Linked DNA regions of Mus musculus: region 2 is linked to region 1. The links are chromatin loops, found by intact Hi-C in ENCODE. Cell type or tissue: heart. All regions are shown on one strand. Each heading gives the region's core, and the rest is flanking DNA. Links, peaks and the distances in the headings are about the cores only.

The links. Peaks named below come from ENCODE experiments on the same cell type or tissue, not always from the same donor. Only the 100,000 strongest peaks of a DNase experiment are listed, where the experiment ranks them.
Region 2: it touches region 1 in a loop (2.1-fold over the local background); 6 of 42 quality-filtered maps call a loop at or near these places.

Annotation. Positions count from the first base shown.
Region 1 is chr17:31,079,534-31,096,003 of GRCm38, forward strand. It overlaps Abcg1 (ATP binding cassette subfamily G member 1), which reads left to right. Exons shown (of 15, transcript NM_009593.2): 3 at 12,776-12,893; 4 at 15,113-15,245. Among named protein-coding and RNA genes, the nearest start is that of Abcg1, 30 kb to the left of the region's middle. In heart, for the core only: a CTCF peak has its summit at 9,470; DNase peaks (open chromatin) are centred at 6,828, 9,385 and 10,535; H3K27ac peaks cover 2,383 bases; H3K27me3 peaks cover 587 bases.
Region 2 is chr17:31,022,066-31,038,535 of GRCm38, forward strand. No RefSeq gene overlaps it. Among named protein-coding and RNA genes, the nearest start is that of Abcg1, 27 kb to the right of the region's middle. In heart, for the core only: no CTCF peak of the experiment used is centred there; no DNase peak of the experiment used is centred there; H3K27ac peaks cover 1,096 bases.

The sequences.
Region 1 (16,470 bases), core at 6,513-11,512:
GATGGGGTTCTATCTACTGGTTTGGGAAGCGTGTTGCCTAAGCCCCAGATGAGGTAGCTCTGATCTCCATCCCTGCCTGCCAGCTAACACTGAGGACTGCCACAGAGGATGTCCTGTGTACGGAAGACACTCATCCGTCCCAGGATTCCAGGGCCGTGTCCTGTCGGAGGGGGGGGCAGGAAGGAAGTCTAAAGAAGGACCCATTCTGACTAGGGAGTTCTTTGTATTCATCTGTAAACTCTCTCTATCTTTGGCTGGAAGAAAACTTACCCTCTGTCACTGGAAATGATATAACCATTTCCAAAGCGTCAGGTGGTCCCAAGATGGGAATGTGTCATGGGGCGCAGGCAGGGGCTAGCAGGGGCTGAGTAGAAGACATAGAGAGCCGTGCCTCACTGACCTCTCTCAGTGCCCACCCCCACTGAGCCAGCTGCTCAGAACTTGATTATAACACTCCAGGACAGAAGGCAGTAGACATTTCCACATCTCTCTGTTCCAGACTCTTAGGATAAAGTGAGAAACAGGCAGAGCTGGGGTGTGGGTCCATGGTCGCTCTCCTCGGCCAGCCGGGCTTCTTTATGTGTGTGTGTGTGTGTGTGTGTGTGTGTGTGTGTGTGTGTGTGTGTCTTGGTGCTTGCAATGAAGCACAGGCCAGGGCGCTTCCCTGGCCAACTGTGGGGACAGGAGGAAGACAGGAGATGGAAGCTGGCCTGTCATTCATGAGGAGAAAGTGTGGGGAGACTCAGAACTTGGATAAGCACGTGGGAATCTTACCAGAGTCAGAGGAGGGAGCAGCCCAAAGTGGAGATGAGGGCAGAATGGTCATTGTCCCATCCTGGGGACAACCTAGCATCTCCAGTGCAGTTCCCTATCTGTTCCTGTTTCTGGAGATTTGTATTTGCAAGGAAATGTGGTGAAGGTGTGGTGGTGGAATGGCCAGGGTGGATCCAGCCAGCAAAAGGGTCACTCCACCATACTCAACCTGTTGGCAGGTCAGGGACTGGACTCTGGGCAGGTGTGGATGGCTGAAGCAAAGAGACCATGGAAGAGGCCACTAGGCCTGAATTAGCACCAGCATGGTGGGGTGCGGTCTTCACATTCCAGATGCAGGGCCTCTGGATTTGTGAATCAGCCATGCGAGTGCTCCACAGAACCGAATTGGAGGACTCCCTCGGTGTCCGTCCCTGAGAAGCAGCTTCTCGGAGTCTTCAGTAGGTCTAGAATAGCTCCGAAAGGAATTCTTACTGAGGTGGCATTTTAGTTCTGAGTGAAACTGGCAGAGCAGCCATGCTTCTCTGCTAATTTACTTGTTAATAAATATTTCATAAAACAACCCCAGTCCGTGAGCATAAACAATAGCCAGGGCAGCTCTGCTCCAGGGTAGAGAAGGAGGAGAGGGAGAGAGAGGGGGGAGGGGAGGAAGGGGGAGGAGGAGAGGGAGAGAAAGGGGGAGGGGAGGAAGGGGGAGGAGGAGAGGGAGAAAAGGGGGGAGGGGAGGGAGGGGAGGAGGAGGGGGAGAGAAAGAGAGGAGGAGAGGGAAGGAGGGGGAAGAGATTGATTCAGTCATAGCTTTAACTCACTGAGAGTCACATGAGAGACTGAAAAATAACCCCATGAGCATTTCACTGTCTTTGCCATTTTGCCCTGTAGATAGTGAAAAATGTCCTCTTATGGTACAGTGACGTGTGTGTCTGTGCACACGTGGGTGTCTGTGTTTAGAACACGAATACTTCCTTAAGTTAGAAAAGGCCCTTGCCCAGCCATGCTTATTTTATAGATTATGAAGTGCTATGAATCCACTCTTGGGAGCATAGGTGGACATGTTTGTATCTTTCTGCAACGTTAGAATCTATTGGCTGACAATAAATTACGAGTCACATTATTACCTTCATGGCCTTCAAATTCACTAAGAACGGCAGCGTCCATCATTTATGACCCCGGCGATCTCTGAATCCTTTATTCTACTCTTTTTCTTTTCATGTGTGTGTCTGTGTGTGGCTACCGTCAGAGGCCAGAGGAGGACATCTGGTCCCCTGGAGCTGGAGGTAGAAGTGGTTTCGGGCTTTCCAGCCTGGGTGCTGGAACCAAACTTCTGTTCTCTGCAGAAACAGCAAGTGTTTCTAACCACTGAGCCATTTCTTTAACTTCCTTTATTTATTCCTGTTTTCATTACTAATATTAACTCTTGGGGTATGCAGTAGACATCGCACAACTCTACAGACCCTAGCCTGAACGTGGAGACAGACAGCTGATTAAGATGCAGGGGAGTCTCCTTAGGGACCAGGTGAAGGTTTACACACAGCAGGTTCAGAAACGGTGAGGCAGAGCATAGCCCATGCCAGAGTAGGTGGCAGGTGGCTTCCAGCATCAGCCTGAAGTGGGCCATGTGTCCCAAGCAGGAGAAATGGGGATACAGCCCAGGGACAGACAGATGGAGCTCTTTGCTCTGGTGACTCTCATGGTTGAGAAGTGACCTGACAGTGGTCAATACTGCAGGTCCCTTCCACTGCTGAAGCGCCCCAATCTAAGGACAACACCGTGTGCGATCACTAGAAAGAGGAGTTAGTTAGCAAACCACAGATATCACTCACTATAGAATATTCTAGAACACCAAGTGAAGAAAAACAGCCCTGGGACAGACAGTACTGCACTATTTATATAAATTCCAGAAGCATGCAAAAAAAATTATTCAAACTCTTTAAGGATGAATATAGTTAGGCATTAAAAAGAGAAACTACAGGAGAATAAAACATTCCGCCGCGGTGAAGGATGGGGCAGAATTGGAGACTGCAATCAGGAAGGGCTGAGGCCTAGGAGGCTGAGTGGGTGTCTCTGGCTGGACAGGATGGTTGCCGAGTGAGTTTTCCTGGAGAGACATGATCAAACACTATTCACCTTGTGTTTTAGTCTCCTTCCTGTTGCTGTGAAAAAACCGCTCTAACAAAAGCAACTTAGGGGAGGAAGGTATTTGTTTGGCTTATACTTCTAGGTCATAACTTGTCACTGGGGAAGTCAGGGCAGGAACTGAAGCAGAAGTCATTGAAGAATATGCTTGTTTGTTTGTTTGCAGGTTCATCCTCAACCTGTTTCCCTATATAGCCTAGGGAATGGCACCACCCACAGTGGGCTGGACCCTCCTACATCGATTAACAAGACAGTCCCCAAGACATACCTGCAGACCAGTCTGATTTGGACAGTCCCTCAATTGAGACTCCCTCTTCAGATGACTATACGTTGTATCAAATTGACATTTAAAGCTAACTAACTAGGATGCCTCAGATAGGGAACTAACATCAGAACACACCAATGATTACACCCAAGTGGGTGTGGTGAGCCAATGGGTGTGTTGGGGTTAGTGACAGAAACATGTGTGAGGGTTTCCATAGGTGTGTAGATGATTCAGACAGTAGCATCATGAAATGTTCACCCTATCTTGTGTGACAGACAAGTCACAGAAGCTGCCTCACTGGAGCTTCCTGCACAACTGGGGGACAGTTCCACTTGAGAGTCCCTCTTCCCCCCAGCAGGCCTTCACAGCTTTTATAACATCAGGGAGACGCCTCTTGAGCCTTGCAAGTTTATCAGGATATTTTCTTTTAACTTTCTAATCTGTTTTCCTGAGACCCTACCCACTTCTTCCCTCTGTAGTATCTGAAACTTGGTGACAGTGGCTGAGAGATGGTTCATATTAGTGGAACCACGGAAGTGACTGTACTTGGCTGGTTTTGTGTGCCAACACGACACAACTGAAGTTATCACAGAGAAAGGAGCTTCCCTCAAGGAAATGCCTCCATGAGATCCAGCTGTAAGGCATTTTCTCAATTAGTAATCAAGGATGGGAGGGCCCATGGTGGGTGGTGCCATCCCTGAGCTCGTAGTCTTGGGTTCTGTAAGAGAGCAAGCTGAGCAAGGCAGAGGAAGCAAGCCAGTAAGCAACACTCCTCTATGACCTCTGCATCAGCTCCTGCTTCCAGGTTCCTGCCCTGTGTGAGTTCCTGTCCTGACTTCCTTTGGTGATGAACAGCAATATGGAAGTGTAAACTGAATAAATCTTTCTTTCCTCTCCAACTTGCTTCTTGGTTGTGATGTTTTGTGCAGGAATAGAAACCCTGACTGAGACAGTGACACTGATGTAGGTTTACACTAACAGTAAGGGACCCGAGTACTGAACTGTTAACAGTCAGTGACCAGCTGCAGGGAGAGCTGAGGCAGGACCAAAAAGATGTCCTCAGGCTGCTCTTGATTGGTTCTCTCTGAAGTGCCCCTGAGCCATCTTTAAACCATTTTCACAATCCACTGAGCTAGAATGCACACTATGGCTGCCAGACCTCTGAGCCTCCTGTCAGGCCAATAGAAAACAATCCAGCAAGACACTGGGCATCTCAGGAAAGCAGCCTGTTGCAGGCAGGGGCTAGGGAGCCAGTTCATTTAGTAGGATGCTGGCAAGTGAGAAGACCTCAGTTCGAGCCCTGGAAACCATACACAAAGAAGTGCTGTGGTGTGTTCTTGCAGTCTGAGTGCTAGAGGAATTTCAAGACACACAGATACCTGGGGTTGTCAGGTAGCTGGCTAGCCTAGTGGGCAAGCCTCAGACCAGTGGGAGGCAGGCCATGTCCTATGTAGAAAGGTGGCTCATGAGAAGAGACACTCAAAGTTAATCTTTGGCCTCTATGTTTACAGACACACACGCACATGTGTGCACACACACAGGTGTGCCCGGTCAACAGGTATCAAAGCTTCTACTGTACCCAGAAAAGTCACTTCAATAGGCTTTGCGCCCAAGTTGGCTCTGTTTCCTTACAGTTAGACCTTTTCCTACTGTGTAGCCAAAGGCCAGCCCAGGAATGAGCATGAATTAAATCAGCAATATCCATGCAGTGTGCGAAAGACCTGATGATATAGTTACTGAGTTATATTTTTGGTAACAAGAGGAGGATCAGGGCATAAATCAATAGTGGATCCCAAACACAGTCCCACAACCTTCCGCTTGACCCCCAGAAATATGACCTGGCCTGTTTATATGGCTTACTAGTTGTCTTCCAGTTTTATTGTTGTGAAGAGACACCATGACCACACCAACTCTTATAAAGGAAAACATTTAACTGGCTTACAGTTGCAGAGTTTTGGTCCATTGTTGTCATGGCAGGAAGCATGGCAGTGTGCAGGCAGACATGGTGCTGGAGAGGTAGCTCAGAGTTCTACCTCTGGATTGTAGGCCTCCGGAAGTGAATGTGAGACTGGGAGTGGCTTGAGCATCTGAGACCTCAAAGCTTGTCCCCTAGTTATGACACACTTCCTCCAACAGAGCCACACCTACTCCAACAGGACCTCATTTCCTAATAGTGCCACTCCCTATGGACTTATGGGGGCCATTTTTATTCAAACCACCATACTAGTTGGACTCTCTAAGGGGTGTGAAATGGCCAATACCCAAAGGGGACAGGTGGATGTAGTGACCTCTCTCCTGGAGGAAGAACTCCTGTGGGTATTGACAGCGTCTGCAGGGCCCAGCCATACGTCAAGCGCTTTATAATCCTTCCACCATGTCTCAGTAGCACTGGCTACTAAGTAGGTATCCCTGTCTCCAAGTTACAGGGAAAAGGCATGACCCATAGGGACACATGCAGCTGTTCCCAGGTCTCAAAATGGTTGGGGGCATGGCTAGTCACCTTATCAAATCAGTGTGCTTCCTGGAGGCATACAAACTGGTTCCAGGAGTGGGTGAGATTTGACCTGGCCAACACATGTTTGAGAGACTCTGACCAGATTGACAGCTGAGGGGATAATAAGAGTAAAGAGTGATGGGCAAAACCGCTCTGTCATGGAATGTGGTCCAGAGCCAGAGGCTGAAGCAGGCAGAGTTCGTCCTATGGAAAGGTAGTGGGATTCCATCAAGAGAGAGTAGAAGATGCTGAGTGTGGAGGAGCCTGAGCTCCCAGGGCGAGCAGGCCTACTGAAGGATGCTTCTGCTTAGAGTGGCTGCTGTTGGAACAGCCAGGGGAGGGTGGTCCAGGAGGTAGCCTCCACCCCCTCCCTGACGACATGTTGAGAACAGGAGTAGAAGCTGCCCTTCAAGGAGCCATTTCTGTAACCATCTCCGAGTTGCCTCTCAGGCATGGCACATGTACAGCTTATCTGAGCATCTCCAGCTGTCAGTGGCTGCTGGAGGAGAGCAGTGAGCTGCCATCTTCTTCTGGGAGACCTCACTAATGTAAAGTACTCATGGAACATGATAAGGCCCAGTGGTTACCAGCCAAGACTTGCTTCTAGAAGATGTACCGTAGTTGTACTTCAGATCAGGCATGTGTCCCAAGACAAACCTCTTCTCACAGCAGAGAGGCATGGAAGTGCAAGTGACTGACAGTTGGAGGTCATCCTAATCTTGTCTGGCCTTCCTCCTGAGGCCTTGCCCCTGTGTTTTGAAGCATGGAGCGTGGGTTCTCTCTCAGTGACTTCTTTGAGCACCTAGTGCTTCTCACACACACACACACACACATGCACACACACACACACACACACACACCAAGCTACACACACACACACACACATGACAAGCACCCTCCACACATCCTCATTCCTTTTCATTTTGTTATTTTCTCTTTGGAGTCAGAATCTCACTGAAATGGTCATGCCGAGCCTTGAACGTATGGTCTTCCTTTCTCAACGTCCTGAGCGGTTGGGATTTCAGATGTGTGCTACCAAGCCCAGATCACCGCTCAGACTTCAACCCTGCTTTGCTGTCAGATCTGGGCAGGCTGTCGGAGGAGAGTGCCCTCCCCAATATGGTTGTAAGCCAAGTATGTCAGGATAGGACAGGGAAGCCAGAGTCGGTGTTGCCATGGAAGGGAGATTTGGGCCAGCAGCCACCACCAAAGTTCTGCAGGGTACTTTCCATGTTCTGGCACGCCCACATTAGATGCTACCAGAGTCTCAGCATGCAGAGGGCAAGGCCTGTGCACAATTCTGGCCTTGCACCAAAAGCTGGTGAGACGCAGGCTGTTCTGAGGGCATGCATGAGTCTCTTTTAGCTACCATGGAGAGCTGGTAGTTGGAAAGATCCAGAATGAGGCATAGTCCAGTAGCTATGACTTCCCGTTCTTTCATGAACCTTCTACACAAAGAGCCCCTGAGTCACCTTGGAGGTCACTGATGTCACTGAAGCACACCCACCTGGCAGGTGATAGTGTGTGCCTTGGGCCTCCAGTATGGAGTGTCATGAGGAAAGAGGTGTTTGGAGGGTCTGGCCAATGCCCACAGGTCTCTCCGCCTGGTTCCTAAGACCTAGTGGCATACAGGGAACAATTACATGGATTGCCAGCTGTGGCATGAGGTATAGAGGAAAGCTAGAAGCGAGGAGGGTATGCCTGCCTCCTGAGGGTGTGGGGAAGATGAGAGGCAATCTTCCTTCATGGGTACTGATGTATTTATGCCCTTTCTCTTTTGATGTTACCCTGTGCATAGTACAACTAGACATCTTGGACCTGTGTTGGCAGGACACAGGGCTTCTGCATACACATAGGGGGCCGGGAATCTACAGCAGGAGACAGGGGAACCATCGGCCAGGACAGAGAATTAGGGGGACCAAATGACCCCAGCTAAGCCTTTAAAGTAGAGCTGGGTAGAGAGTGACACGGGGCTCCCTGCTAGGCTGTTCCGCATTACTTCAGAGCACAGTGCTGGCATAAGCCCCTGGTGGAGCTCCATAGACTGGCATAAGAGATTTCCTACACTTCTTCCAAAGAGAGGCACAGCCAATGGAGTAGTGTGTTATTTGCACATCTGGGGATACATCACAATGTCTTCTGGTACTGGTTCCCCACAACTTAGACAGATTCCTTTGCACCTTCAGGTTCACATGTGTGTTACCAAAACAAGGTCTCAGACCCCATGGCCACCACCATTGCTCCAAAGCCCCTTTGTCTTGCAGGAAGCACAGAATATCAGGTGCATCCATTTGATTGACAGGGTTAGGTTTGTCTCATGCTGTGGCTGACTGGCAGTTCAGAAGGTCCTTGGGCATTGGGGGAGAAGCCCCCCCTCCCCCAAAGAGGGCAGGAAAGAAATGCTACCGGATACTAAGATTAGGTACTTCTGGGGCCGGAAGGCTCAGCAATAATGAACACTGGCTGCTCTTCCAGAGGACCTGGGTTCGATTCTCAGCACTCACATGGTGACTCACAACTACATGTTCCAAGGGACCCTTCTTCTTGCCTCTGTGCACCATGGTGTACAGACATACATACAGGCGAAACACTCATCATATAAAATGATGAAATAGAAATGAGGAGGAGGAGGAAGTGGAGGAGGAGGAAGAGAAGAGTGTGTCTTTTGGGTCTTTTGCTTCAGAAAAAGCAGGCAATTTGTTCTAGTGCCAGATCCTATGAAATAGGAGCAAAAAGGGTAAAAGAGTAGGAACAGGGGCGGGGGGGGGGGACAGGGAGGTGAGGTTGGGTTCATTCTGGGAACAGTGGCTTCTGCAGAGGCAGTTTGGGCCTTGGGTGTACAGACCAGGGCAGCCGGACAGCCTTCAGGTAAAGGTTGATGGGGGCATTTGGAGCCTATCTGGAGCCCTCATTGGCACCATGCCATCATTTGGATAACGAGAACTATTTTCAATTTGTCCCAGCCTGGCTTAGCCTGGAAAGAGACCTACCTTTGCTTTTTAGAAGCATAAACATTCTGTGTTAATAGAAAGCTGCTTCCCGCAGGCAGATGCGAGCAACTGTCAGCTTTATGCATGCTGGGGCAGGGGCAGCCTGGCTGTGTGACCTCAGGACCTAGCCTATGTGTACACGGTCCTTGTGGTTCAGTTGTTTGCCTGCCCGCGATGGATGAATGTGTACATGGTAGCAGGGATAGGCTGCCCCTATGGAATTTATGCAGGCTTGTGAATGCACTTGGTGTGTCTTTGTATGTCCCTGTGCACGTGTTGGCAGTCCCAATAGGTTGGAGTGCAGTTAGCATTTAGTTAGTTTTTTGCTCCTTTCTCCCTGCCCTCCTCCCCTACCCCTGCTCCCAACCCCCCTGCTCCCCCACTGAGCCTGTGACTTTTAGATCCTCAGCCTTTGTTTTCTTTACGTTCTTTTACTTCAGTCTGGGCTCTCCCACCTGTCTGCCTAAGGGAAAAAATGGCCCCTCTTGCTTTCCCAACCATTTTCAGGTTCTACCAGCTCCAGGCCCTGAGGCTCAGGGGTCTAAACGCACTCGCCTCTTAGCAGATGATCTCAGACTGTCTGTCTCCACCAGAAGTCTGGCTGGGGTTTACTGGTCCAGCCCTTGGGAACTTTTGCCTTCTGACCATCTCTGCCTGTCCCAGGAAGAGTGGGTGGGACCCAATGGCCTTTGCTGTCAGGCAGTATGGACACTTCCTCCCTGAGGCCCCCGGAAGTTCTCTTGGCCTCCACAGCCTCTCCCTTCCCCGCAAAACAGCAAAGAGCTGTTCCCTGCTTTCCCCTCTGGGGGTGCTGAGGTCATGGATTGCATTCCACCTGGGGACAGCCTGCTCCTCAGAAATCCACAATGGTTCTCCACCAACAAAGGTGCTGAGAGCATACCGTCAAGACATACATCTCCCTTTCCTTCCTCGTGGGGAGGTTTTCTAGCTGCCACATATGCGGTGACCTCTGTCTGCTTGGCCCCTGGAGTGCCAGTCAGCAGACACTGTCCTGTGGGACAGTGTCCATCCACCATGGTAGCTGTGGATCCCTTAGGGCTGATGCTGGGGACAAGATTCCTTCCAGACTGACAGCCCTCTGCACAGAAAAGCCCCGTGACTCTCAGGCTTCTTTGAAAATGACCACAGGCTTAAGCAGCTGGATCAGAACTGTCTAATTTCACAAGTGCTTCTCAGTTAGAGCTGGTGCCTTGCATGTACCCCAGACACAGACAGGACCCGTCACCCATGTGGACATGAAGGATCGTCCCTTTACTTGAAATGAAGAGACGCCTTTGACATTCCATGCCCTGGCATAGCCTCTGACCACAAGACACCACAGTAAAGGGAATAACACATCTAGCTTAGCAGGTTTTATGACTGATTGAGCATCTACACTCTGTGAGGACTGAGTCTGCTCACAGGAGTCAGGGGAAAAGTGGCTGCTGAGGTCTGCAGGCTGATCTGCCCAGGCTGGCAAAGATGCAGGGGGCCCCAGATTTGTGGACTGCCTCAGGCTGGCTTTGTTTCTCCTTTGCTGGGTTGCTAGGTGGCGTTGGCAGTTGCCAGCCCTCTCTGAATCCTTCTATGTGTGCAAAATGCACAGAACACCACAGGCAAACAATAGTGTGAGCAAAGCCGACATCTTGTCCAACCCAAGTGAGCCAAACTGCTTTCTGGGACACTAAACAGGCCCCATTCCACAAAAACAAGAAAGGTAGTTCCGATTCTGAGTTATACCACCAGCGTCCCCTTAGTTGGTGGACTGAGAAGGTTCAGGTTGTGAAGCACCCTCAGTACAGGGAAATGGCGCTTGCATTGCGATTCTGCTCAGCTTCCTGCTTTTTTTGGCATTAGCTCATCTCAGAGGTGACATCCTGCGAGAGAGATAGCTCAGCTGGGGAGAGTCTCGAGTGGTAAGCTGAGGCTCATGGGATTATTAGGGAGCAACTTCCTGTCTAAAGAGGAAAGGCTTGGGCTAGGGAAATGGCTCGGTGGTCAGAGGGCTTCATGCAAGTGTGAAGAGGTGGTTGGAACCTCGGGAGCCTTGTAAATAAATGCTGGAGCCACCCATAATTTCAGCCTAGGGAGGGTGAGAAAGGGGATCCCGGTGCAAGCTAGCTAGAGCAAGACTAGCCATGTCCATGATCTCTGGGTTTGATTGACAGATCCTGCCTCAATAAGGTGGAAGAATGATGGGGAATGCTTCCCAGCATCCACCTCTGGCCTCTATGCACATGCGAACATGTATCTGCATGCACATGGAAATGGATAAAGGAGGAAAACAGAGGAAGGACTGATTTGTCTGTAGGCAAAGAAATGTATGTAGCAGCTGCCTGCCATGTCAGGGGACGTGTGAGGGTGTGACTTCTAGACATGGTCACACACACTCCATCTGTTAATTGGGGCTGGGAGCCCAGCTGTGTCCAGTCGTCTGTGTTTTTCTCCTGTGAGCCATACAGAGGGAATTTGTACCACCTTTGGCTTTCGTTCAGCGGGTGGCCATCTCGGGGACCTGTCTCCAGCTTTAGGCAGCTGCCAGCTCCTGGGGGCTCAGCAGAGGGTGAGGGTTCATCTTGGAGTGGAAGCAGCCTAAGACACTGTTTGCTCGACAGTAACCCCAACTCCAGCCTAGGCAGATAAGTATAGTAATGAGCTGGCACCGGGGCATTTACTACCCCCTTGGTGATGTCATTTGGGGCCCCTGGAGGTCCACTACTGTCCCCAAGAGGCAGAATGCCATCTGATGAGCCTGTAGGAGCTTGGCTTTGTACCGAAAGAGGTTCTGCCATCCCCAGCTGTACCTCTGTCTACATCTGCTTTTTTGTCTGTCCACCAAAGGCAGACACAGCCAGCTGTCCTTCCCCGCTCAGTCACCTCCTTCTATTCTCCTGTGCTGTTGTGTAGGGGACATTCCCTCCGCAGCTTAGAACTCCCCTAGGTGCCCCTCCCTTTGTTCCCAGGTCCCCTTTTCCCATTGGGATGATTCTCAGTCTCCTGGGTGACAGCTGACAGCCAGCCTCCTCTGCTTAATGATTCAGTCTCTGAGCAGCAGGCTTCCTGGCTCTAGCTTCCGCTTCTCCCTGCCTCACTTAAACAAGGCTCCAGGGACTCCTCGTCCAAATTAAGGTGGCACCTGAAGACAGGTAGGAATGTCCAAGTGTCCCATCTGTGAAAAACAGACTGTGTAGAAAAAAAGACTGTGCAGAGAGCATTCTCTTGGGCTTGAGCTTTCTCAGACCTGGAGGTTTGGGTGCTCGCTGTAGTCTGGGGAAACCAGGTAAGTTCCCCACATGTCCCTGGCTCACGAGGTCTCTTTAGGCATTATACACAGGAGCTGGAATGTAACGCTTGCCTGTCGGCGCTAGGGTGGGCTCTTATCTGACACCACACCAAACACCACTTCTGAGCTGGCACCGTTATCTCAGAACCAGTTGCTCTCATTTATCATTTATAACACATTTCCACTGTCTGCTTGAAAGCTGTAGTGCTCTGGCTTGTTTCTGATGTGTAGCTCCCCGCCCCCCCCCCCCGCCCCTGCCCCGTCCCCTTCTAAAGATCTAGGCAGAAGGCACTTGCCAGACATTCCCTAGACATTTGATGTGACTTGTGTGACAATAAGCCCTTTCAATTATCCAATAAACCAATCAACAATTCATCAAGTATATGATTTAATCAAAAAGTAATTGTATATAAACTGTGTACAAATTCTTTATATTTATGTAAATTTATAAGGGGCAAGTAAAAAGATCTTGCAAATGAAATGCTGAGCTAGTTACCTGTTAGTACAGGCACCAGTGTACTTTATTGGGAAAAGATGACCATTGGTCCAGGGCTAAATAGGCTCTATACACATGACCACTTTTTGAGATGGGAATGATGGAGATTTTTGGATGCCGTTTGGACATGTGCTTAAGCAAGATGCATGTGCCCTAATATAAGGTGTGAGGACAGTCTGGGGGAACAGTGTATAAAACAGGCACAAAGTCTGCCTCTAGCCTAAAATGTCGCCGTGAATCTTTCATACCCATACCGTGGGAGACTTTGCCTTTGGCCCCAGCAGTTCAGCACTGGGGTCAAATAAAACAGTTAGAGAAATGAATCCAATCTGCATTTTTGCAGGATACAAGACCCTTTTGAAAGGGATCTCTGGGAAATTCAACAGTGGAGAGCTGGTGGCCATCATGGGTCCTTCTGGAGCTGGGAAGTCCACACTCATGAATATTCTGGCAGGATACAGGTGAGCAGAGGCCAGCGGGAAGGCTGGGTGAGGGACAGAGCTGCTTCAGTGCGGGCACTGAGAACATTTTGTCAACGGTTTGCTACCAGAAGCTCTGCTCACATGGGCTCCTGGGAAGCCACGTGTGTGCATGAGTACCTGCATGCATGTGTGTTTGCATGCCTCTGTGTGTGTGTGTGTGTGTGTGTGTGCCGCATGCTTGCATCCAGAGCTTGAGAATCCATGGAGGAAGCAGTACAGAGAAGCAATACTGAAAGTCTGCACCTACTGATGACTGCACATGAATAGGGTATGAAGAAGAGACCATAGGCAGGTGAGCAAGGCAGCTTCCTGATAAGCTCGGCCCACAGTCCACCTCCTGGACAGGAAAATGTACCAAGGTCAAGATCTGGTCAGAAGCAGTGATTAGAAGACAGCCAGCCAGTAGGACAGCACGCTGGACAGTTCGACAGAGGAGAATGAGGGGCTGCCGTGTCCAAGGCTCGCATTTGCCATGGTTGTTCAGGACTTTAGGGAGTCACCATCGCCAAGGTCATGCCAAGGTCGCTCATCTGTGACTGTACACACACAGCATAGGAAAAGCTACCATCCATCCATACAGTGTACAAAACTCCACATGGTTTCAGTATCTGCCTAGGGCATGTGTCAGTTACTATCCTGTTGCTATAGCCAAATCCCTGTAGCAGAAGCAACTCAAGGGAGGAAGGCTATGTTTTGGCTCACAGTCTCAGAGGGAACAGTCTCGGGAAAGCAGGCATGGCAGATGAAGTAACTGGGTTTGTCCCACAAGTGAAGTCGTCTCACTTCCTGGCTCTGCCCAGGAAGCAGATAGAGTGGAGCCAGAGGCAGAGTCAGGCTTCAGCCTTTAAAGGCCTGTCCTCAGCGATCCTCCTCTACCACCCAGGCCCCATAGCCCTGGTCCACCCATGCCCCACAGCCTCCCGTATCAGCATCACAGTCTGAGAACCAACAGTTCAAGCACACCCTGTGGGAGACATTTCGGATGCAACTGCAAACATGGTATAGTTCCTGAGACTAATACAGACACCTGTGATACTAGTGATTTCAGTTACTGGGGGAGCAGGGAGAAAGATAAGTCTCACTATCCCATAGAGTGCTGAATTGTTTCCTAATATCAGAAATTATGATTTTTGTCTTTCAAAATCGTCACTATAAGTTCCTCTTTATGACATGCACATTTAATGATCAAAGAATTGAGACAGGGAGGGAGTGGAGTGGGGTAGTTTCTTGGGGCTGGCTGTTTTTTCAGACTACCCTAGCAATTCCTAGAAGACCGAGAGTACTTGTGTATCCCAGAGATGCAGAATTAGCCCTGCCAGGCTGGGTACCCAGAAGAAGCTAGGGAAGCTGCCCATTGCCTGGGAGCAAAGCAGGACCCACCACAAAGCCCTGCTCCTTGGCAGTGGCCATGGGAGGCTGGAGTCCAGAATGAGTTTATTAGTCCCTACAGGTATTATAAAGCTGCTGTTCTTCTGTGGGCACAGGAAGGGAGAACTGCAAAGATGTGTCCTTGGGTGGAAAGGAAGATAGAGGGCCTCTGGAAGCTCTTCTGGTGCTTAGAAACACCTAAGAGGCAAGAGGCTCAATGGGCACATGCAGGAGGAGTTGACACGGAGGCTTCTGGGGAGGTTGGATGGTCTTCCATCCCTGGCAGGGCACAGGAGGCTCCAGCCTTCTCACCTGCAGTCAGAAGGTCCTCCGATCACACTTGGATCAGTCGTGGGGCTGAACTGTCTGAAATAGCTGTGATATTGTCTCTGAGCCACCTGAGCCTGAGGCACCTGCCGGGTACACTTGTGATCCCAGGGCAGTTGGTGTAATCTGGGCTGCAGATGGAGTAGCTGTTGGTATATGTCTTTGCCCTGTGGCTGTACTGAGGGACATCCCCTATGGGACATATCCAGGCATCTTTGTGTAGCAGGCAAAGAAAAGCCATTTCCAAGTGGTGTGATAAACACACCGTCTGGGAGAGGCCTGGTGTGTGGCTTGTCTCCTTGCTGATCCCTTGTTTCGGGCAGGTAGAGTACTAGCATGCTGTATTCTGCATCACTTGGTCCCTCTGCTCCATCCTGTTGCCATGGTGAATGGTTCTACTGGGAAGAGTCCAGGAGGGAGGGAGGGAGACCCCCTCTCTTGTTTGCCTCTCCAGGCCACCTGAAGGACCTGGCTCATGGGCACCTGTCTTCTTTTCTTGGCAGGGAGACTGGCATGAAAGGGGCAGTCCTTATCAATGGAATGCCCCGGGACCTGCGCTGCTTCCGGAAGGTCTCCTGCTACATCATGCAGGACGACATGCTGCTGCCTCACCTCACTGTTCAGGAGGCCATGATGGTGAGCCACCCCTGCCCTTCGCACTACCCAGACCCGCTGACGTGGTCATATCTGGTCCCTTCTCTCTAGCAGAATTTCAACCCTGGTCTTGCTGCCTGCACAGTGTTTTACTAGATCTTGTTTGGCAAAGTCACAATCAAGTTTCTGAGATCATTGGTCGCTAAGTTGAATGACTGTTTCCATAGTAACCACCTTCCTAAGCAACCCCCCCCCCCTTAGTTAGCATTTCTATTGCTGTGATAAAACACAGCAACCTGGGGGAGGACAGGGTTTATTTCACCTTGGAATTTGGGGCCAGAGCTAAAGCAGAGCTTTGAGGAGTGCTCCCTCCTGATTTGCTTCTCATGGCTTTCTCAGCCATGAGAAATTTTCTTATAGCACCTAGGACCACCAGCCCCCGGGGGTGGCGCTTGCCCACAGGTCAATCTGACTGGACCATTTTCTCAATTGAGGTTCCCTCTTTCCGAATGACTCTAGTCTAAGTCATGATGGCATAGCCTAGCAGGCGCACCCTCCGTCTCTGTCCTTGAATCATTCTGTCTTTGGTGGAGTGACTATTCTCTGAGATCCCCATCAGACTCTTCTGTCAGCCATTGCTGTTCAGGCTCTAGGGAGCAGGGATGAACATCTTCAGAATGAAGCCGTGAGGCAGGGCTGCAGGTCTGCCAAAGCCATGTGGGGACTCTGAGGAAGAGCTCTGGCTCCAGAGTCTCTGAGTTTCCTGTCTAAACTCTATGGGCTTTCCATGATGTTGCTTTAACCCCTGGGCTGTGGTTTCCTCGTCTATGAGACTGTCCCAGTGTTGCTAGAATTGTGATGAGCATCACAAGAAGACCCGGAGAAAGACCTGGACCTTGGGGCTCATCAGTGCTGTCCTTACAGGTGTGCCCTGGTTACCTCCACTCTCCCGCGTCTTCTCCTTGTATCTTCACATGAGACTCCAGTGCATAAGTGCAGGAGGAATTTAAAAATACCTTCCCTGCCGGGGCCATGCAAGTGTCCAGATGGAGCCTGTGTCATTGGTTTCCAGAACAGCCAGGCTGGCCTCTCTCCACAGACAGTGTCCCCAACCAGTGCAGGAACTCTGGGCTTTTAGGACCGTTTATCTTATAAAAGCCTACCTCACAGTCAGTGACAGACCCGTGATCTCATTGTTGGGAGAAGAAGCGTCTAGAGTGTCTCATTAATGGGCAATTTAAAAACAAACACTGCCGGGCGTGGTGGC
Region 2 (16,470 bases), core at 7,664-12,663, 56 kb before region 1:
GCTCAGAAGATGAGGCTGGGCAGGAGATGGCTGCAAGGCCATAGTCCAGATGTGAAAACTTCAGTAACTAGCTCCCCTCTCAACAGACACACCCTGTCCGTGAGTGCATGCATGTATGTATGTGCATATGTCTATGTCCTGTGTGTGTGTGTGTGTGTGTGTGTGTGTGTGTGTGTGCGCTGTTCTGTTTCTCCTTTCACAAGGATTCATTTTTTCTATTTCATGTGTGCATGTCTATCTGCCATGTGAATACTACATCTGTACATGAGAAAGGGATATCAGATCCTCTGGAGCACAAGTTACAGGCAGTTGTTAGCTACCCATTATGATGCGATCCAAACTCAGGTCCTCTGAAACAGCAGCAAGTGCTCTTTACCTCTGAGCCATCTCTCCAGCCCCTCTTCCCTCTACTTATTACTAAACAGAATGTATGTAATTTATAAATAATAGACACTACTATTGAAAATTTTATGTTACCAATTAAACTACACAGAATCATTGTACTGATGGTGTGTGTGTGTGTGTGTGTGTGTGTGTGTGTGTGTGTGAAACTCTTGCATTTCCAATTCAACCACAGTTTGACAATTGTTCACAACACTCTAGGACCCCAAAGCTGAAATGGCAGAGTCAAGGAGCTTTTGGAACTAGAGCAGGCTATTGGGTCCACAGCAGCAAATGCTTTGCTCTCAAGTACAAAAGTTCTTAGTACTTTCTCTCTGCATCAGCTATCAACCATTGAGGCAGAGATATTTAAATTTCAAATGTTAATTGCTTTTAAACTTTTAAGATTGCACTAGCACATTTGACTATAAATGACCCTCATAGTCTTAGGTATTGACTGTTTTGACTTCCTGGGAGTGACACTGTTTTAGAACAGTCTGTAAACCTTAGAAAGTGGTACCAGAATGAGTCACTTATCCTTACACTTTCTGCTCCCTATACCACATATGTGAGTAGTCCTGCTCCTCCACACTCTGTCCACTGTGACATTCTGCCTCACCATTTGCTACAAACAACAGAAGCAAAGACTATGGGTTTAAGCCTCTGACATCGTGGGCCAAAATAAAAATTGTCCCCTCATTAAGTTGCTTCTGTCAGATGTTTGGTCATAACAGTGATAAAACTCACACAGAAAATTGGTACCAGGAGTGGGGTCCAGCCAGTTATCAAAACATCTTTCTTGGTGTCCAGATGCAAAGTGTCAAAGTGTTTCCTTTTAGTAGACCTAGTATCTGTAACAGCCACATCTTCTGCATTAATTGTAAGGTCTTGCTACTGTGCGGCAGGAAGGTAGATGAAAATAAGAAAGGGGGGTTTGTTTGGGGCTCTGAGTTTGAAGGCATAGTCCATCACGGTGGGAGAAGTCAAGACGGCAGGGGCTTGAGGCACCCGGCTGTGTTATATTCAGTCAGGAATCAGAGATTTGATTTGATTTTTATGAGTCCTAGACACAAGACAGCTTTGGCTGCCAAACCCAGCATCAAACTAGGATGGCCAAAGGACTGCATCTGCTCTGTCCCTAATATAAGAACACCACCAAAGACAAGGGGCCTCTTTGCCCACTGCTGAGGGTGGAGGGTGGGGTGGGGAGGTGAGAGGTGTTTTCTTTACCTTATTTTCCTCTTTGTTTTGGTCAATGGAGTAGTGAGTACTTCTTTCATTGAGGCAAAAGATTTAAACAAAGTCTTGCTCTCTGCTTTGGGATCTCTCGTTGTTCTGTTTTGTTTTTCAGCATTGTTGTGATGATTTTCAATGTTGCAGCTATGACATGGGTCACTTGCGACCAGGCACCTGCAAGTGACTCTCCTCATCTGGGCAGGGTAAGATCGTCAGAGACTCACCTGTTGCTCCACGGTCTTCGCCCTCCTTTCTTATGGTTGTTTGCATGAATTTCACTTTTACACATTAGGAGTCACAAAGCAACACACAGACATTGGTTTCCAGCAGGTCTTCTGAAATCACAAACGAACTGACAACTATTCCAAAGTGCCCTGGTCACGTTCACCACCCACCAAGATGCTGTAGCGCATAAATGGCTTCTTCTCTTGCTTCTGGTGCGCCCTGTTTGTGCTTTGATTGGGACATTGTTTTAATGTTGTTTTTATTTGTTTGTCTTTCTTCTGCATTGGACAATAAGGTCCTTGAGAGACAGAGCCGTATCTGTTCATCCTGGAACTCAAGACAATGGCCAGTATTGGGCAGGAGTTCAGCAAACATTGAGCCATCGCTCATTTCCTGCCTGCCAACTGTCTCGCAGGGTGACAGAGGGATGAGGCCACAGAAACATAAACACTAAACACGGGTTTGGGCGTGCCCCAGCAGAGAGAACAGATAATAACACTTAGGTATGTCTTCCCCTGTCCCTGTTGTCACCATCAACCTTCCATGAAAGATGCAGAAAGAAGGCCAGCAGGGGCCATCACAGTAGGCTCCGGTAACCTGACTATAAATGTCTTCCCCCTCCCCCCCAACTGCAATGAGGCCTTCAGCAGTCCTTGCTTTGGCCTTCCTTCAGACACTCCTGTGTGTAATGAGTCCCGAGCCCTTGGGTGTGTTTACATTAGACTGTGTGTGACTGTAGGTGGGGACCAGGGAAGGAGACTGGATCACATCTGGTCAGTGTTCTAGCTGTCCTGGAAAGTGACTCAGAGCCCCATGCTTGCTCCTGATCTCATTGGGGGTACTGAGGAAGCATAGCATCTTTATCTAACACAAAGAATTTTCTGGAACTTAATATACTGCCTGCTTAGTGATTAGGACCAGCTTCAGCGTTCGGCTGATCTGTGCTGGTGGCAGTGTGAAGTGGCTGGGTGGCTCTGGGCTGGACAAGGCCATGGCTGCTGACAATAGGCAACAGTGTTCTTGGCTCCACTGAAACACGAGGATGTGGAAATATTTCTCTTCTCGCATTTTAAATCAGGAACAATTCCAGCATTATGGCTTTTGCCATGCTTGGCTGACCTTCCTGTCATTTACGAAGCCTTGAAATGTTGAAATGGCCAGAAAAAAAATGTTCACAATGTGCTTTATTAGATGTTTCTACATAAATAAATTAAAAAACCAGAAATAATATTTTCCCCCTCTGGATGGTTCTAACCAATTATGGGAGAGAACTCATTTCAAAGAGGGGTCTTTAGACTTGCACGGTCTTGTTTAAAGGCGATACACTTTCATGTGTAAAGTTAAATGATGTTCATCCCTGCCCCTTTTCTATCTACTAAATACATGATTTGGGATGTGGTGGGGTCCATCTCCTACTGCTACGGTGGAAGACTCATGTAGCTCCATGCCCCAAACAAGAAGATAATGTACACAGCATAGCCACCTATTTGTTCTGGATCTTTCTTCTTCTCCAGGCACATGTAGTTCAGCTAAAGTTTCCCTCACTCTGAATGACAGAGTCTTCGTTTAAACACAGGGATGCAGGGCTGGAGAAATGGCTCAGCGGTTAAGGGCATTGACTGCTCTTCCAGAGGTCCTGAGTTCAATTCCCAGCAACCACATGGTGGCTCACAACCATCTGTAATGAAGTCTGATGCCTTCTTCTGGTGTGCCTGAAGACAGCTACAGTGTACTTAGATATAATAATAAATCTGTGGGCTGGAGCAAGTGGGGCTGGAGCAAGTAGAGGTCCTGAGTTCAATTCCCAGCAACCGCATGATGGCTCACAACCATCTGTAATGGAATCCAGTGTCCTCTTATGCTGTGTCTGAAGACAGCTACAGTATATGTGTGTGTGTGTATATGTATATATATATATGTGTGTGTATATATATATATATATATATACTATATACTATATATGTATATATACATATATATATTTTAAAAAACAAAACACAGGGATGCTTTTGTGCAAGAGATGCAGCAGCCTGTCCTGATTCCCTCTCCGTTCATCTTTCATAGATAGCACCTCTCTGAGTTACACCCCTCTGAGACTCCTTGTGACCCATGATTTGAGTTGGAGGGAGAGAAGACTGCCTTGGGAAAAGGCTAAGCCCCCCTGGACTCTGAGAAGGGCATGGCAGATACAGTGGAAGTGGCTGGCTGGGTTGGTAACTGGAAATTCCTGGTGTCAGTCATCCAACAGAGAACTTTTCTGAGCCTAAAAGGGTCTGGGATCTGTTGAAAGGGTCGGTCACTCCTAGGTCCATCTGGGCCACACCACTGTGGAGAGCTGTGGTGTGGTGGCAGGGAGAGGGGACCTCTGATCTGGAGGCTGTGGATAACCAAGAGTCCAGAAGACATTGGGGGGGGAATTAGCTAGACTTGTTCCTTGTGAAGCATTGTATGCCTCCAGAACATTCTAGATTACCACCTCAGACTCCTCAAGCCCCCCACTAGAGGAAGCTGTGTAAAACCCTCTTGATAGAAAGAACTGGGAGCTTTCTAGAAGTGTTTGGCTTGACTTAACCAATTTGAAAATGACTCTGAGAAAGTGAGGCAGGTATTGTCTGAGAAGTTTTATTAACTCTTCCAGAATGATGGGGTACCATGTAGGAAATTACTACTACTTTGGGGATGTCCCAGCACCTGGAGAAACTGATTTCAGCTCATAAATAACATCCTGGATATGTGTGCATGTGTGCGTGCATGCGTGCTGCGTGTGTGTGTGTGTGTGTGTGTGTGTGAAGGGGGGGGGAGTCCAAAAGTGCATGCATGCTTGAGAAAATTACACATAAACACAATCGTCTATCTGTATCTCTAAAACGTAAACCAGTTGGCCTTTTTGAGTGGCCTGAATTAACAACTACTTCTCTATCAGTGGAGATATTTGCTATAATGTGTTTAAAATGGTTTCTAAACCCCTCCATAGTAGCGTGCGCTCCTTTTAAATACAGCTTTCCTCATACAGGCTTTTCAGGACAGGTGGGTGGGTCTTGGCTCATACAAAGGGAACCCGTAGGCCCCTTTGGTAGGGGGTGTTGTCATCCTCAAAGGATGGAGAGGAGGCTGGCAAAGTCCCAACACCCACATCTGGATTAACCATGTCTCTAGAAGCAAACAGCTTTTCCTATCACTTCCCAGATCAGAAGCTTGAAGGGTCCTGACTGGCTCAACCCAGGTCACATGAGTATAACCAGCCCACTTAGGAGGCTGGTAGTGGGATCGCTCTTATTGGTCAGGTCTAGACCAGTGGATTAGCAAGCCCGGCCTACTGCTTTGATGCAGGGGGAGACCTCCAGGACAATTGGTTGGTTCCTCTCAGGAAGGCAGGACAGTGTGCTAGGCGGGAAGGCACTGTGTGGATGAGCACGTGCACCAGACACTTTTTAGGTTTGTGTGTGTGTGTGTGTGTGTGTGTGTGTGTGTGCGTGCGTGCGATATCTGCATCTATGATGTATTTCGAAGCTTTGCAGCCTGCCTGCTGTTGACGTTCAGTCTGACTCTTCAAACTAAGCCCGTTTGCCCTGACACTACACTTCGAAATGATTTTAAGGATTCTGAGAGACTTAGCAAAGTCTCCCATTGCCCCTGAGACGGAGCTTCTTAGCTGTGGATCACATAAATGAATTAAGGAGTTGTGAATTAAAAAAAAAAAAAATGACAACAGGAAAACGATGCTAGGTGCTCAATGACCAAAAATCAATTCGATCGAGCGAATGAAGAATCCGAGGTGTTTCTGGCCGTGCTCACCTGTGTAGCCGCACACGGTTTCCCGTCAGCCGTGGTCCCCATCACAAATTCCCACTCATCAGTGCCAACAAACATTGCCTGAAACGCCTTGGCTCTGATTTCAGACAAGCTGTGGATGAAGGTGGTTTTTAGTGCACACACCAAGTTTTCTGCTCTTTCAGAAACACCATGGTCTAATTAAGGAAAGCACACTTGTTTTTCTCCACAGCCATCCCTCGGTATGTAAGAATCAATTCAGTAAAAACTGGGTTGCCTGGCTTAAAATGTGTGGGTTTTTAAAAACTGCTGTCGGAGTCACTGGTTTGACTTGCATTTTAAAAGTTGTTATGACACTGGATCTTCATTGACAAAAGGATGGGAATTCAGAATCATCATGGAAGCACACGTCTGGGTGTGCTGCCAGAAAGGTTTAACAGAGCAGAGAACAGCTTTCCTCCGGTGGCACCATCCCATGGCCCGGAGTTCTAGAGAGGATGAAAGACAGATAGCAAGCTGAGCACTGACACTCATTGCGTTCTGCTTCCTGACTGCAGATGTAACACGAGCAGCTGCCGTCCACCATGCCTTTCACCCGTGTGGACTGTACCTTCAAACAGTGATCTCAGGCAAATGCCTACTTTCTTTCACTGGCTTTTGTTGGGTATTTTGTGACAGCAGTAAAGCAAAGGAACTAATACGGAAAATTAGACCAAGGAGCGGGGGTGGGGGGGGGGGTGGGGGGGCTTTGTGTTGCTGAGAGTGGTTTCTGAGGTGTTTGGAAGAGTTTGGAGCTGGGAGCCAGAGAATCTCTAGAAGAATATAACCAGTGGATGGGCATTCCAGACTGCGGACTGAGTTTCCATAGCTCTGGACTCCCCATAATGCTTACCTCACTGTATGCCATTCAGGTGCACAGTGTCAACACCAGGTTCCACATTGCCAAACGTGAAGAGTCCTCCCTTGTCTGCTTCCTGGTGCTCCTTTCAGCTCCTACTGTCGGGTGTCCTTAGGGCCCCCAGATCTCAACCTTTAGGGCCCCAGGTGAGGCTGCAGCAGGACGCAATGTTACTCCTTGTGCTTTCCTAGAACCTCTAAGTAACTAATACTTGATGATTCAAGATCTAAGCACATCCTACCCAATGCTACTGTGGCATTTTCATCTCCTGGTAGGATTTGGAGTTGCTGAGCCCTCCCCAGTAGGGATGATGATGTACCTACCCCTCTCAGGCTGAGGAAGCTTGCACATGTCTAGAGAAACAGCATCATCCAGGTCTAACCAGGAACTTGCAGGGAAGTCAGACGGAGGTCAGACACCTTTCTCTGGCTTTATCATCTTTCTCTGGCTGGATGAAGTCAAATGACCCCCGCCCCCAAGCTGCTGCTTCTCTCAGGAGCACAGTCCATATTTGCAGGACCAGAGAGGAGTTCCCGGAGCAGTGCCTGACAGATGGAAAGATCTTATTGTCTTCTTAGAGACGTGGATTTTCTCCAGCAGAAGTCCTGAGTTCTTTTTTAGAAAATAGGCCGTTTGTAAGTGGTGAAAAGTGTTCTTGGAAGCAGGCTTTCATCGCTGAGATGAACGCTTCATGAGATCCAGCTGAAAATAAAACCAACAGGTTTTTCTGTACTTGCAGTGGTGATGTCCCTTGTCATGAAACACTCAAACGGCTGACATCTGATCGGCTAGATTTTCTGTTTTAATGAAATACGTTGTAAATCTATCTCTCTCTCTCTCTCTCTCTCTCTCTCTCTCTCTCTCTCTCTCTCTCTCTCTCTCTCTCTCTCTGTCATGAGAAAATCATTAGAGTAGACAAATTTGGAGCTGTTGAAATGTCCAAATGCTATTGGAAATGCACCTTGTCACACAATCAGTCCCTGATTTTGAAAGGCAGGGTCGATTCATAGAGCCCAGGGTACAGCTGCACACTGCCACGTCTGACCCTGTGCCCTTGACTTCTACATGCAGGCCATCTGCTTTCTGGGCCACCTACCCTTGATCTTTAATAGGATCCGCTGACAGAGGAGTCATGAATACCTGTTGTGGAAGGTGCCCTGCATGGAGGATGCTTGGCAGAAGTGAATTCAGCTGTGTGCTTGGGGTAGTGTGAGCTGGGGCCGAGATCTTATTATGTCTTCCCTGTTGCGTGTAGGGTTTTGTTTTTTTCTTTAAAGATTTATTTATTTATTTTATGTATATGAGTACATTGTAGCTGTACAGATGGTTGTGAGCCTTCATGTAGTTGTTGGGAATTGAATTTATAGGACCTCTGCTCGCTCTGGTGGCCCCTGCTCGCTCCGGTCAACTCTGATCTCTCAGGCCCAAAGACGCACCAGAAGAGGGCATCAGATCTCATTACAAGTGGTTATAAGTGAGTCACCATGTGGTTGCTGGGATTTGAACTCAGGACCTTCGGAAGAGCAGTCAGTGTTTTTACCCACTGAGCTGTCTTGCCAGCCCGCGTGTAGTTTTTAAAACATGCTACCACCTTGTCCAGGAGCTGTTACATTCTGGCCCCTCCCTGGTTCCCTTTTGTCCTGCCTGGCTTGGTTGCAGGATCCATCGATCACAATCAGCCCCAATTCAGCTTCCTTTTCTAACCGCCTTTGCTCTGGCTTGGCTCTGGGATTGACTGCCCCCAGCCTTGACCAGGCATCTCTTCCTCCCAATTTTTGCTCCAGGAGTCTACTGCTCCTTCAGCCCACTCCTGAGACCCTTGCTCCGGGAAGGGTTGTATTACCAGACCCACCTGAGATCCTTGAATCCTCAAAAAAAGAACACACACTTGGCTTGTCACTTTACAGCTTGCCTTTCGTGGCACAATTGCTACGTGGAGATACCTCCCGCCTGGAAAGGCATGCCCTTATCAATTTATTATCTCTGTCTCTCCTTCTGCCCTAAGCTTAATGGCTTGTCCAAATTAGCCCCTGCCAAATATCTTTGACCTCCCGCCCATAGGGGAGGCCTCAGGCCTTAGCTCCCCAAAATCTTACATGATTGCTGAATGCTTCTCATTTTAAAACATGGCAGAAAAAAGCCTCTCTCTCTTTCCTTGCATCTCCTTTTTCTCTTGGAACCTGGAAATCCCATCTGTACCATCTGCCTAGCAATTGGCTCCTGGCCTTCTTTATTAACAAATCAAGAACCAACTAGGGAACTAGACCTTAGTATCAGCACCTCTCCTTAAAGGCCTCCCAAAGCCAATGCATTAGAAGGTTGGTTACAGCTTGGTGTGTCCATATTTCAAGATGGTTGATCTCAGTGAGCAATCTTAGGTCATTGGGATGTGTCCTTAAAGGGATATACCTTCTTCCTATAATTCTCTGCAGGGTCCCAAGGAGGCGAAGGGTTCCTCCTGTGCACCAACCCCACTTTGCTGCTTCTCTACTGACCAAGCAAGCAACAATGTCTTAGGGTTTCCATTACTGTGAAGAGACACCATGACCATGGCAACTCTTATAAAGAAAAGCATTTAACTGGGCCTGGTTTACAGTTTATAACTTTAGTCCATTGTCATTGTGTCAGGAAGCAGGACAGCATGCAGGCAGACATGGTGCTGGAGAAGAAGCTGAGAGTTCTACCTCTACACAGGTAGCAGGAAGAGATCATGAGCCACTGGCCTGGTGAGCATTTGAGACCTCAAAGCCCCACCCCTAGTGCCCAGTGACACACTGCCTCCAACAAAGCCACACCTACTCCAACAAGGCCACACCTACTTCAACAAGACCAGGCCTCCTAATCGTGCCACTCCATAGTGACCAAATATTCAAACACAGGAGTCCATGGAGGCCGTTCCTATTCAAACCACCACAGACTGAAAGCTCTGAACCCATGAGCCAAAATAAAAGAAAATAAAGGTTGGTTGTTTTTTTGTTTTTTTGTTTTTTTGTTTTTTTTTTTCATTTTAAAGTGGGTTGTCTCAGGTATTCTGTTACAAGAACAGAAAGCTGACTGTGTAGCATGAATGAATGGAAGGAGGAAGTATTGTAATTCCCAGCTTTGCACTTACTGGCAACTCTGAGCATCCTCTTGGGTGTCCGTTGGACATCCGGGTTCCTTATGTGAGTTTCCTGTTCATACCCTGCACACATCTTTAAATACAAGGCTGAAGGGTTTGCTATTGAGTTGTAGCATTTCTTTGTGTAGTCTAGACACAGAGCCTTTGTGGTTGAGGGCCTAAGGCAGTCTGATTTTAAGCATCTTGAAGTATTGTAAGCCTTTGAAATAATTAGGTTGTATGTGAGTTTGTGTATTGCTTGGAGATTTGAAAAAACCTTTCTGAAAACCTGTCTGAGACCCCTGGTGAGACTGTGGAGTCTTTGACCACTAGTGCATGTGGTCATGGTGTCTGGTCACAATAATAAAACCCAACTAAGACAAAGGCCAATGTTGGGTGGCACAGCAGGGCCAGGTTCAGATCCTGACCCATTCCACTGGTTTTTTTGCTGTGTCCTCATGACATGGAGAAGAGTGAATGAACAACATTTTTGATGTCTCTTCATCTTCATGGAGGTCCACTGCAGCCCAATGGCCACCAAAGGCCCTCACTCAAATGCTAACACATTGGGAATTAAGGTTCCAACAGACAAGTGTGGGGTGATACACACTGTCTATACATTCTCTTAGCTTCCTATCCTGTTGCTGTGAGGAAACATGAACAAAAGCCATTTCAGGGAGAGATTTATTTTGGCTCACAGTTCAAGGTATCACAGTCCATCGCTGAAGGCAAGTCAAGGCAGCAAGAGCTTGAAGCATCTGATCACAACACATCCACAGTCAGAGTAGAGAGGTGAATGCCTACTGCTCTTCAGGTCTCTCTCTTCATTCATGTAGTCTGGGATCCTAGCCAGGGAATGGCACCACCCATAGCTGGCAGGCTTTCCTACTTCAATGAATATAATCAAGGTAAACAGACGTGCCCAGAGCTCTGTGTCCTGGGTGATTCTAGATTGATCAAGTAGACGATTCACACTAGCCACCGCACTCACCAAATTGGTTTGCTCTATGCATGTACTTGGGAAATTAAGAGACAAGAGAGAAGAGGGACAAGTTCCAGAAGCCCCTGCCTGGCAGCTTGCTGAACTCATCACTGATACAACATATTTGAAAATCATTAATTCTAGCCTTGCCACCAGGAAAGGACGGATGTTGAGGCCACAGATATGCTAATTAACGCACTCCATCCTTCGCTTTTGGTTTTGTTGTTTGATGCTGGACACAGGATGTGTGCCTCAAGCACCAAGCTACAGCCACAAACCTCTGATTTGATCTAAATATGAATTTTGGCTGGAGAGATGGCTTGGCGGTTAAGAGCACTGACTGCTCTTCCAGAGGTCCTGGGTTCAATTCCCAGCAACCACATGGTGGCTCACAGCCATCTGTAATGGGATCGGATGCCCTCTTCTGGTGTGTCTGAAGAGAGTGACAGTGTACTCGTATAAAATAAATAAATAAATAAATAAATAAATCTTAAATATGGATTTTGCATACATCAAAGTTGCATCTTTGGCCCCATAAATATTTACAATTGTTACATGTCATTTTATTAAAAAGAAAGGAAAAAAGCCTTGTTTTTACTTCAATTTTAGTTTCCTGTTATGCAGGTGGCATGCAGCTCAGGACTAAGGGAGTTTCCTCTTTCTTTTGTGTTCTGAACAACTCAACCTTTGTTATCCCCATTGGGTGACTGAGCAGGTGTTAGCCTCCCAGGGTTGGAAGCTGCTTTGTGGGGAACAGGAATCAGGTTCGGGAGGTCCTGGGGCCTGAGCAGGGGAGGGTCAGGCACCTGGTGGAGCTGTATATGTAGGAGGCAGAACAAGGAAGAGAATGGGCCTGTAGAGACTATGGCTGCTGGAGCCCAGGCCCCGGAGGAGAAAAGTGCCCCTCTGGTGGGCTGTAGACATAGCTTATTCACATGTGCACCAGTGTCTTCAGGATGTACTTGAAGCAGCTTGAGTCTAGACTGCTAAGAAAAACACCTCGACGTGTCAGCATTTTTATATCTAAGAAAAAGGAGGCCCATTGTGGAGTGGCTAAGAGAGCTGGCGCCCAGGATCTGGCTGCCTCATCACCCCATGCTCTGACAAGCTGTGGGCCCCTGGCTGTCTTCTCTGTGAAATAAGAATGATGCAACAGACACCTTGCATGGCTTTACTGCTACAATTGTAGCATCCCAGGGACTGCTCCAGTCCTGGCAAAACAGAGCAGGGATTGAGCTCTAACAATTTGGGCTGTTCAGCAAACACAGGGACGGCCCAGTGTGGGGTAAGGAGGTTTTCAGAGGTGGAAACAGTTAACAAGCATCCCCTACTTAGGAGGAGAGTAAACTGAGATCTGTATTCATATTCTCCTAGGGCCAGAGAAAGCAAAGGTTGGCCTTCTGGGGAGGTCAGCGCCCCCACCTCCCCCACCCCTGCACCGCCCCCTCCCCACTGCTGCTCACTGTCAAATCAGCCAGGGCCTGCCCTGGATTTTGTGGGTAGAAAGAGCCCCAGAGGGTGACTGTTTCTCCTCCATGGGAAGAGAAAGGCTGCCAGGAGCCAGAGTGATAAGGCCAAATGAGAAACCAGTGTTCTCAGCTTGAGATCACATGACCTCCATTGTGCCAACCAGCAGCTGGTGCTTAGAAGGGGCTCCCGGATAACGAGTATCTTCCCCTGCACAGCTGAGGCTGTGGCTGCCCCTGAGAACTTCCAAGGGGAGGTCAGATAAGGCTGGCAGGAAAGGTTAGGGAGGGCGTTCTCCTCTTCTATCTCCCATCTTGGAACCACCTGTCCCTCCTTCCTTCAGACACATGCCCCGTATGACATTCTCTCACATGTGTTGAGCTCAGTGAAGTGACTTAAAGGTTCCTTTAAAATACGAAAGCATGAAAGTGGGTTTCAGTGCCAAGACGACATCTGCAAAGTCAGGAGCTCATCTTCCTAGCTGAGTTCAGCACTTTGCACACTCAGCTCTTCAGAGAGCCCGTCACAGGCTGGTAGACGATATTAGATTGTCTTCCCTGTCAATGCTGAGCAGAGGCTACTAAGGAACCATTCATAGCGGGGCATCCTGAGTACTGAAATCCCCAGGGCTCCCACTATCTTTGAGTATTTGAAGCATCTCTCAACACCCCAAAGACTACTTACAGGGAAGCTCCTGTTGAAACACTCAGTGTTGTAAGGGGGAGCTGCAAGTGAGGAGCGCTTTTAAAGGACACCAGAACTGTGGCCTAGGAATGTGCCTCTGTTCAGAGAAGGTGCTTGCCTGGTGAGCACTAAGCCCTTGGCTCCATCTTCACTACCCTATAAAACTGGGTGTGCTGGCCTGAATCCCAGCACTCAGGATGTGGGGGCGGGAGAGACAGGAGTTCAGAGTTACCTTCAGCTACATAGCTGGCCTCAAGCTCTCTTGGGATACAGGAAACTCTAAAATAAAGAAGTAGATAGATGGATAGATAGATAGATTGTAGAACGGAAACATTTTGGCAACAGTGTTTCTGAAATATATTAATATCTCACAAGCATGGGAAGACATGAAGAGATAAAATTATGGCAGACAATCACGTGGGATTCACAGTGCATGGCTGCGCACACACCCTTCAGCAGAGAGTCTTCGGATACTGGAATCAAGAAACAGGATTTCCCAGACGTGATTTCAGCTATGAGGGTAGCGTGTGGCTGCACACAGGCACAGGAAGCAAGACTTTTTCCTCTCAGAGTGTAACTAATTTTGGGTTTTTTTTTCTTTTTCTTTCTTTCTTTTTCTTTTTCTTTTTCTTTTCCCTTTTTTTTTTTTTTTTTTTTTTTTTTTTTTTGAGACAAGGTTTCTCTATATAGCCCTGGCTGTCCTGGAACTCACTTTGTAGACCAGGCTGGCCTTGAACTCAGAAATTTGCCTGCCTCTGCCTCCCAAGTGCTGGGATTAAAGGCGTGTGCCACCACGTCCGGCTGTTACTAATTTTTAATGTTATTTTATTTTACCTTACATGTATAGATGTTCTGCCTACATGTTCATAAGTGCCTGGTGCCTGCTGGGACTAGAAAAGGGCATTAGGTTTTCTAGAACTCGAAGTTACAGATAGTTGGGAACCACCATGTGGGTGCTGGGAATCAAAGCTGGGTCCTCTGGAAGAGCAGCCTTAACCACTGAGCAGTCTTGCCAGTCATAACTACCTTTTGACCCCCTAACACTGCATAGATATCATCTGACATAAGGACTCTGGAAGGGACACACAAGTGTTTGCTTGTGGATAAGAGTGCATCTTTCCAAGGGGGAGAGAGGTGTTGTCCAAAAACCATAAGAGGCCCTGCCTTCTCCAGTAAAACTCAAGAGGGCTGGCAAATATTCGGCCCACTGCCCTGTCCTCTCCCTCGGCAGACATCGCTAATTGATCAGGGTGTTGGGTCCTGCTGAGTGTGGATTTGGGTCAAATGACAGCCCTCCTAATCGATAAAACTAATCAATGAGGCATGTAAGAAGAGTTGTCTCTGCCTTCCCCTCTCCTGGGTTGGTCCGTTGTGCTGGCCAGTAGCTCTGTCAGGGTTCACTTTACTATCTCTGCAGTGAAGGGGTTTTAAAACCTCCGAAGTACCCATGTCTATACCTTGAGAAATTGCAGTGCTCACCAAAGTTCAATTGCTATGGGTGCCTGGTCTTAGACCTGGCTCTTCTCATCTGTCTGTATCACCGCCCTAGCCCTAGAACTGTCCTCATTCCCGGGATGTTGTATGGGTGTAGCTACCCTGCTGGCCACACACCAAACACCACCTGAAGCAGGTAGGTTCTAGAAGATTAGGTCCCAGCAGCCCGAGTCTTGTGCTGGGGTGGAGACAGAGCCTGGATTTGGCATCTTTTCCCACAGACGCAGCGCTGCACAGCTCTCCGCTCTGACTTCCACTGCTAGCTGCCACAGAAGAGTCACAGTGGTACACTCAGCAAATGGAACAAAACAGGGCTTTTATGGGCTGCCCTGGGAATCTAACCCCCACCCGATGGGAAAGTGTGCGCTGCATTCTAAACAAAACACCCACGGAAGTGCTAGCAAGCTTGCGGAGGGGTGGCTGGCGCTCTGGCACAGACCCCGGAGCATCATCGCCCATGGGCGGAGGAGATGCGTGGACTGCAGAGCACGGGGCTTCTGGAGCCAGAGCGATGGGAGGCCTGGGGGTGAGGGGGGCACAGAGCTCTCGTGACAGCCGCTCGGGGCTCTTCTTCCACTTATCCAGCATATTCTGTGAAGATAATAACGTTCAGCTTAAAGTTTAAGGTTCCCTGTTTTCTGAAGACAAAAGGCTTTGGAAAACGGGTACCTAGATGGTGGGATGAATTTTAGTGGCGTTTGATGAGGACAGAGGAGTCAACAGCCCTGAGGCTCTGCTCTATCAAAACAGAATGGCCTGCCACACCTCGCTAGTGGATTCTTCTCGTGCATGGGCACCCCTCAGCCTCTGTAGGAGTGGGTTCCAGGTACCCCCAGGACACAGATATTCAAGCCCCCCCCCCATATAAAGTGTGTAGCATTTGCACAGAGTTCACACAGGTCCTCTGTAAACTGCAAGTCATCCAGGAACTCCTTAGCACACTGAACATGCAAATATGGGGTCCAGGGCTTTCTACTCAGCAGACTTAGAGAGGAACGATAAAGATGAATCTCTGTGTGTTCATTGCTTACCACTTGCGTCTTTGTGTAAGTGTGTGACTGGGGCAGAATGTCTGGTCAGCACCATAGCAAGGTGTCCCGGGGAGTGTCAGCCTGACAGCTTGGTGTCTGGGATTGGGGCTCAGGGGGTGTAGAGGAAGGCATTGTGTGGCGAGAGATGTCAAGATGCTAGCATTCAGCTAGGAGTGAGCCCCGGGGCAGTTTAGTGTCTGGGTCTGGTTTGTGCCGCTGTAATAGAATACCCAACACTGGATAAACTTTAAATACAGAGCCGTATTATTTTACTGTTGGAGAGGCCAAAACCGAAGTGCAGGATTCAGGAAGCACCTGAGTTTCAAGTGGTGAGGGGGAGGGAAGGGATCAGACCCACGTTTTCATCAGACATCCACTCCCACATCTAGAAGGGGGAGCGTGAACCTTCTATATGTCTCACCTGTCATATCCTAACACATGGACTCTGGGGGATGAATTCAAACCAAAGCACAGGGCATGAGTTTGCCCTGGTAACACTAGCCCAGAAAGTCTTTCAGGACAGTAAGCACCGCCAGGCCTACCTCAGGCCGCCTCAACCCAGCCCTCACTGACTCTGTTTCAGAGCTACGTTCTAGACAGGCAGCCATTTCCCCATATACTCCCTCCCTCTCCGAGCACAGCTATCTGATAGCCCAAGCAGCCTCTCTCATCTTCCTCGACTTGAGATCAGAAACGGAGTACTGAAGTGGAGAGCATTTGTACGGATTCAGACTAAGGGCTGTGCCACCTGGGGACCGAGGGACTCTGGGTTCCTGTCTAGGATCAGGGGTTCCTCACACAGTCTCACCTGCATAGCCTGCATTCGTATATATGGAATTGACTGCAGTGACCACAATCCTTAATGGATTCCTTCCTTTATATAGTGTATATAGAGTATACACTATAGTTCTGTTCATTAAATCCTTACTGATTGAAGCTAGCCTGATCTACACTTAGAGTTCCCGGGCCAACCAGGGCTACATAATGAGACCCTATATCAACAAAACAAAATAAAACAAAAACAAAAAAAACCCTAAGCCATACCAAGGTGAATTCAGATCAGTTTTGTTTTTGTTTTTTAAATAAAGAACATTTCACTCTCTATGTAACTGGGTGTGTTGGTGAGCTTCGTTGTGGACAGGCCAATTCAAGGAAGTGGTAGTTGGCACACTCCCAGCTCTGTCCTACACGGGCTCCCAAA